Linked DNA regions of Mus musculus: region 1 is linked to region 2. A link is a contact called in ENCODE Hi-C or POLR2A ChIA-PET data. All regions are on one chromosome and are shown on one strand. The core of a region is the stretch at or near the end of the contact, and the rest is flanking DNA. Distances in the headings are between cores, read along the strand shown.

The links. Hi-C counts contacts between places; a loop is a spot of excess contacts on that map. ChIA-PET counts read pairs that join two places held with the same protein, here RNA polymerase II (POLR2A).
Region 1: a loop to region 2 is called in a map of regulatory T cell, with 19 times the contacts of the local background. The contact joins the promoter of Tmem89 here to the promoter of Slc26a6 in region 2. A Hi-C loop is called at or near these places in 5 of 37 maps with a recorded cell type or tissue (T-helper 1 cell, T-helper 17 cell, T-helper 2 cell and 1 more). POLR2A ChIA-PET finds 5 or more read pairs at or near these places in 3 of 5 experiments (all embryonic stem cell).

Annotation. Positions count from the first base shown.
Region 1 is chr9:108,913,280-108,916,780 of GRCm38, reverse strand. Tmem89 (transmembrane protein 89) reads right to left here and starts at 2,162. Exons shown (of 2, transcript NM_027066.1): 1 at 1,824-2,162; 2 at 1,218-1,416. The coding sequence starts at 2,147. The coding sequence ends at 1,231.
Region 2 is chr9:108,851,547-108,855,391 of GRCm38, reverse strand. Slc26a6 (solute carrier family 26, member 6) reads right to left here and starts at 1,349. Exons shown (of 20, transcript NM_134420.4): 1 at 558-1,349. It overlaps Celsr3 (cadherin, EGF LAG seven-pass G-type receptor 3), which reads right to left. Exons shown (of 36, transcript NM_001359572.1): 36 at 2,423-3,845.

The DNA.
Region 1 (3,501 bases), core at 913-3,412, 61 kb before region 2:
AACAGTTATGTCCTGAGGGCTTCATGCTGTTATGAAGTTCTTCTCTGCTTGCTGCCCTCACATCCCTCTTTGTTTGTTTTTGGGGTTGTTTGTTTGTTTGTTTGTTTGTTTGTTTTTCTGAGACAGGGTTCCTCTGTGTAGCCTTGTCTGCCCTGGAACTCACTCTGTAGACCACGCTGGCCTCGAACTCAGAAATCTGCCTGTCTCTGCCTCCCATATGCTGGGATTAAAGGCGGGTGCCACCACTGTCTGGCTCTCACATCCCTCTTAAGAATTATATGAAAATTCAAAGGGGCTTCCAGTCCCTCGCTGGGCCGTATCTCTGGCACTCACAGTGCTAATGCCTGATCTCTCTCAGGCATTGCTGCTGGAGCAGGTTATGGTTCTATCACGGCCTGGAGAAGGAAGAACTTAGAGATGGAGATTGTCAGCAATGACTGCCACCCTTAGCATTTGGAAAAACAAACTGCTAGTGAACTTAGCTTGAGATGTTTTTGCTACTGGCTCTGATGTAGAAAATCTTAGGAAACAATTTGAAGTTCAGAAAAACACACTCTTAATAATTGAGCTGGGGACTTTTTGAGGTCAGAGAACAAGAACAATCTAGCTAGATTGGAGGCTGGACTGGTGATGATTCATTTCTTGTATCCATTTTTGCCCTCAGCTTCCTGATATGATTTAATAAAAATTGCTATTGTGCATTCTGAGGTCTTCAAGTAGTTTTTTATATAAAAGTTTAGATTTGTGATTCTTTTAAATAGTTATAGGATTACTTAAGATAAATAATAAAATAGATTCTTTCTTTGTAATCACGAAATGCTGCCTGCCAGTTAGACAAACTGGCTGAGAAACTTACCTTGCTTGCTCACACCACACTAATCTATAACAAGTTGCTTAGTTACAGATGTATGTGGGTTCTTGGGAATAATTTCTGGTTTTTTTTTTAACCTGTAATATGCAAAATGTTTTTTCATGTAAAGATATTGAGGAACCTACTGTTTTGTTTTGTTTTATAATCATTCACTAAAAGAAAAATAGAATGTAATCATATTATTTCTATACTGCTTAAAAGATTTTGCTGGGATATATAAGCTAGAGTAGAATTTTTTTTTTCACTGATCTCTTTTGTGGGACCAAAAAAGAAGAGCATTCCTATGCCCTGTCTCCGTTTACCCTGAACGTCAGAGCTGATCTTTGACAACAATCGGAGAAAGAGAAGCATATATTGGGTCACCCAGACTGAGGGGGGGACCCTTTTATTTGAATTTGTTGTTGGGAAGCCAGCCCCTGCAGGTGGCCCTCAATGTGGAGCAGGATGGCGTCCAGCATGTGAAGGACCCTGAGGACCAGCGTGCGGTCTGAGACAGTGGGCTGCTCTTTCCAGTGTTTGCCGGAGCTGGAGGTCACTGCTGGGAGCTGAAATATAGGACCAGTGTGAGGGTGGAGGAGGGCCAGGGACCAGCGTGAGAGTGGAGCTAGAGAGAAGGGATGTGGGGAAGTGTCAAAGAGGATGGGGGGACAGGGGAATAGGTCACTGGGTCTCCAGAGGCTAGGTGGCCCTGGGGCCCATGGTGGCTGGATGAAGAATGGGAATGGGGACAGATGGACCAGAGGACTAGTCCTAAGGAATGATAGGGATGGATTGGTTGTAGACATAGGTTCTGTGGAGATGCAAGAACAGGTCACAGGGAGGAGGACAGGATCAGACAGGAAGCCCACAGGCCCTAAGCCAGGGTGATAGGAAGAAGGTTGAGTGGGAGGCATGGCCCAGGGGGCATGAGCAGAAGCAGGAACTGCAGAGGACAGAGTGGAGCTGTGCTCACCTGACCCTTAGCAACCTTAGCTCGCCATCGGTGCACTATCACACGGCTGACAACCAGCAACATGGTGGTGGTGATTGTGACCCCAGCCACGGGGTAGATGCGATTTCCTCCCAGGCCCAACCAGTAGCCAGGGCAACCCAGACTGTTCTTGCAGCTATCCAGGCTATTTGGCTGGCAGCCCCAGATATCTGGGCTGTTTGGCTGGCAGCCCCAGGGCTGCAAGTCCAGCCCTACTTGGTACCAGAGGGGCCTAGACCAGCCTTGGCTAGGGACAGGCATCACCAACAGGAACAGCGATGGCACTAAGAGCAATGTGTACAGCATGACTGTTAACACTTCGAGGAGCCGGAACCCTGGTACCTTGGCAACGGGCAAACACCCCTCCCCCAAGAGCAGGCCCAGCTCTGAGGCAGCAGCAGGTTCCAGCTGGGCCCATGGCCTTTCAAAATACAGCTTGGCCAGATGATGGGAAGTGGGGAGATGGACTCCAACCCTCCTATCATCCTTCCCTAATCTAAGCACCCTGCTGCCTTTAGGGTCCAATGTTCTCCACTCGGCTAGCAACTGCCACGCTGGTAAAACAGAGCACAGGGAAGCTTCCGAAACCCAGCTCAGCTCCACTCTGCAAGCACTTCCAAGTGTGGCTTCCTTGAAGTTTTCTGCTGGCTGCTGTCCTTGCCTCACTCAGACCTCCCTCACCACCCTTCCTTGTGCTGAAAGAGCATGGCTTCCCTCCTAGAAAGTCACCTTTCCAAGGTTAGAGAGAGCCTCACATACTGCCGTCACCCCTCCATGACTACCTTGGTGGTAGAGTCCTTTCTCCTCTAGCATTGACCCCCACCCGATTTTCTTTAGAGCATTTCTGGCTACCTACATAATCATCTTTATTCTCAAACTATAAAAACATACCGGCTTCCTCCTAGAACCCATCCGAGGCCAGCCTGACAAGTTCTTGTTTGAGGTCTGCCTCTGGCTCCAGGTCTTCATTCAAACAATATTTACCGAGCACCCAGACCCAGTGCCAGAATGGAGCGTGACAGAACAGATGAACAAAAAGCACTGCCTTCCTCCTCTGCGTTTTGGCGGGAGCTCAGATGGCTTGTAAACACTCTGGTGCCAGACACGGGCAAAAGCCACGATAAATAGGCCCAGGCAAGGGTGCCTGGGTGATTTGGAGGTCAGGAAGCCTCTATCTACAGTTGGGAACTTGCCCGGTACCTAGCACCGCGCCTGGAGCGTACCTGATGAATAGTGAAGTTCATGAGTTCTGGGCAGGAAATGTGGGTATTGCATTCTCTGGGCATTCCCATGTGTAACCACCAGGCAACCCATGAGGCTACCCTCCCTTTTACTGCTTAGGAGCCCACTGCCCTATCCCTCCCATCACGGGGTCAGTGGCCCAAGGGACCAACTCATGTTGCTGTTTTATGCCTGAAGTCAGCCGCTTCTTGACTGACATGCTCTGCCGATCTCAGTGCTCTATGAGTAAGCAGTTCATAACCCTGACTTTTAAATCCAGCAGCAGACCATGTGAATGGCTCTGTTCTTTAGCTGGGAGCTCAGGGGTTCACGCCACATCTCTCAGAAACACCAACTTCACCCTGCCTCTTAACCGGGTTTATCCCCGAGAATGGCTCTGTCCTGATCTACAGTTTTGATTCCATTTATTTTTTCCCAG
Region 2 (3,845 bases), core at 100-2,599:
TCCACCAGGAGCCCAACCTTGTTGGCTGAGAGCGAGTTGACAGATAAGAACTAGCAAACCAGAGGTCTGTAAGCAATACTGCCCTCCAGTTTCAGGACAGGGTCCAGCAAGACTCCAGGGTCGAAGCTCTCACCTCCAGGGAGTTTTGACAGGCTCCCACTCGAAGTAGAGAGACTTCACCTGGGAACAGGAGCTTTTGGAAGCCAATCCAACCTGGAGGGAACTCTGCCCTGAAAGCTTTCACCAGCCAGGCAAGTTCTGACCGGGGGTGTGGGAATCTCTCATCGGGAGGCACTTCTCTGGAGAGGCACTTCTCTCGGAAGTGGGAGACTTTACCAGAGAATAGGATCTGAGGGGGTCTCTCAGAAGAAACTCTGATCTGGGGGGGGGGTGCCTCCATATGGAATGCAGCTCTCTATAAATATATTTCAGGGGAAACAAATTTGGAGTGGGCAGGGGGGAGGGGCTAGCCTGTGGGAAAGATATCACCTGTGAGTTCTGATCTAGGAGAGGCTATAACCAGGGGAGAGAATCCCACCAGAGGGGTAGGAACTCACCTGGGAAGACTCTCTAACCTGGGTATCCAATGGAGGAGGGAGCAGTGCAGACGCAAGGAAGATCTTCAGAGATTCTCTGCACCGCGGGCTCCAGGAGATCTCAGCGGCCCCTCTCCCCTCCTTCAAGATCTCTCAAGTCTTCTTAAAGGGCTCCCTCCCCTTACCAGGCGGCACGCGCCTTGGAGGGCGGAGCCTTGATGCTTGGCACCTCCCTTTGGGAGGGCACAAGGGCCGGCAGCGACAAATGTGAACAGTACCCTGCCGACTCAGGCCGCGGCTGGTCCACCGCCTGGCTAGAGCCTGTCTTGCAGCGGTTTCTCTCCCAGTCCCAACGCGCCCAGCTGGCACACCTCCCGTGCCAGGACTCCTCGGTAAGCAGCAACTTCCCTGCAGCGCCCTTATTAGCACTCCAGGGACGTTCAGTACAACCCTCAAGAGCTGGGGTCGCGCCAGAGCCCGCCCCCATCCCTCGCTGTTGATGGATAACCTCCTTCGGAAAATCGGCAAGGCGGTAAACTAAGGCTCCGCAGACGGGAAATGCCTGTCGGGGACTTGGAGGTTCCCTTCCTGAATTGACCCAGGCCGGGAGTCACAGAACTACTAGCGCTTCGCGGGCACGCGGAATTTGGGCAGCGCCCTGCAACTCACCGGACCCATCGGGAAGTCCCATGGCCCTCAGAGGGTAACTCGTGTACCGCTTTTCAAACAGCTCCCCCAGGAGGCCACTACCGGCTAGAAGGTGGCGCCAGGCCCAGAACTTGGCCGGCCGCAAGCTCCACCGCTAGGATGTGCAAGATCAGACCAATCAGAATTCTGGGGGTGGAATCCAAGTCATACTCTCTGGGCGGGGCGAGCCCGGAGAATAAAATTTTAACCCTTTCCTTCCCGTCGGCCTAGCTTCTGTCCCTGCCTGCGATTCTTGTTAACCTGCTGGGAGCTGGAGCATTCTGCTGAGACTGGAGGACTGGAACGAAGGCCCAGCGCTACGCTTGGCCAATGTTATGCCTCTGTGCCCTTAAGTGGCTGGACCTAATTGTATGCTTTGTAGAAGGTCCCCACTTTATGCAGAGGAGACATTCTTGACCGATCTGGATGCCTAGGTGTGCAACCAGGGGCCCCAGCCTCAACTGTGGGAGATCTAGGCCTGTAGGGTCTCTCAGGGACCACCAAGCTGTGAGTATCACCCTCAGATTTTTCCTTCTGAGACCTGGCACAGTGGTCCTCAAGACCAGCCCCACCCCACCTCCATTTCTTTTTTTCCAGACAAGTTTTCTCTGTTTAGCCTTGGCTGTCCTGGAACTCTCTGTAGACCAGACTTGTCTACAGAGATCCACCTGCCTCTGCCTAGTGAGTGCTGGGATTAAAGAAGAGATCAAAGGTATTTGTCACCATGGGTGGCTTCTTAAGCCCCCCCCCCCCCTTTCACTTTCACACCTGGCTGCCTAGACTGGAAATGGAGCACTCAGGATCCTTTCCAGGTCTGGAAGCTCTGGCCTGATCCAAGTGAGAAAAGACCAGTAAGGGCCAGAGTGTGGGTGGGTAAGCAGGAACTGAAGTGGGAACGCCTAGGTTTGGGGTGACTAATGGGCAGGGCCACAAATGTCAGCCTCTGGATATTAAGGAAACCCTCATATGACTGCCTAGACCAGGAAAGTGGCTTCTCTTGGCGCAGCTCCTGCGCTCCAACTTCAGGCTCCAGTCACAAGGTGAGAGGCCATATTTCAGAAAGAAATGGGAACCTGGTCCAAATCTCCCATGAAATGGGCTAAAAATAACTGGCTATTTTGGAGGGAGGAGAGCTCAGAGTCCTACAAAGGTCATCCTGGGTGAGTATTCTCAACAGCTGAGACAGAAAGAGGAACAAGTGTTTTCTATAGAAGTTTATTCCCAAAACAGAGCGCGGCTTCACGGAACAATTTACACAGACAGGAAAGAGGGCCACTGTTGGAAGGGGACCCCAGAGACGGGCATCTACAGAACCTAGGACATAGCAAGGACACTCTCCCAACCGACAGGCCTCTCAGCCCTTCAAGGGCAGGGGTCAGTCTGGGTAAAGAGAGCTGGGGACCTGGCTGGTGGGATTTGGCACAGGCAGTGAAGTGGGATTTTTTTGAATCTCAGAAACTGCCTCCCAAGAGTAAACACAGGGTAGGGGTGGGTGGCGGCTGCACAGAACCCCGGTCCTGAGCCACTTTCGGGGCAAGCTGTTAGAAGACTCAGCTGACCTTTGACCTGGGAAAAGTTGGGATTAGAAGCCTACCTCAAGATGGCCAGGTCCAGGGGCATCGCAGGTGGGTCTTTTAGGCCCCTCCCCCACTTTTTCTACCTTTCACTTGTAAACAAAGAGGGGGAAACATTCTGAACTATAAAACAAAGTGTGTAAGTTCAATGGTTGAAGCTGTAAACAATAAATAAAACCCAACCATGTTAAAAAAATAATCTTGATCTGTAAACAAAGTAACAAAAATGTAAAGTCCCCAGCACTGGACATCAGACAACTAACAAGAGAGTTTTGTGAGCAGGATCCTAACAGTTACCTGTCCCTTTATAAGGGACCAACAGAAGGTGGGGCAGCCACTGCTGCAGCCTGGTGCCAGGGAGGATCCTGTAAGCAGTGAGAGGCGGTGGCACCTACCTACATTCTGGGTCTTGGGTTCCCTTGTTTCTGCTCCCTTTGCTCACTGCCCCCCTCATCCCTCAAGGGGACAGTGTAATGAACCAATGGCACCACAGACAAGTGAAGGAGGGACAAAGGAGTTTCCCCTCCACCCACCCCCCTAGGAATGTCTGATTAGAGGCCCAAGTCCCTCCCTAAGGGAGAAAGGGAAGCCTTGATCTGTAAACATGACTTCTGCTGCTCCACCAGCACCTGCAGCATCAGTCCTAGGTCTTAAGGCAGTAAGCGGCAGGGACTCCATGTAATACATATCCACACCCACAGGGAGGAGTGGAGCACGTGAGCCCTCAGGAGGAGGATGGAGGAACCCCTGTTTCCAAGACCAATCCCCCCCCCCAACAGGAGTTTGGCCTAGGGGCATCGGAGAAAATGCAAAGATCAAATTTGCACCCTGGGCCCCAACAACAACGTTCAGATCAATGTGGGGAAGAGAAGGGGAAAGAGCAGGTGGGGCCTGACTCATTCACTCTGCTGTAAGATGAAATGAAAGAGCAGACGCTTAGCTAAGCGCCCAGTGGAGTGTCTCTCTCCCATCCCCTTCCCCCTCCTAGCCCAGTCTCGAGACCCCTGGGAGACAGAAAAGCTGAAAAATAACATAAGCATATCTCTCT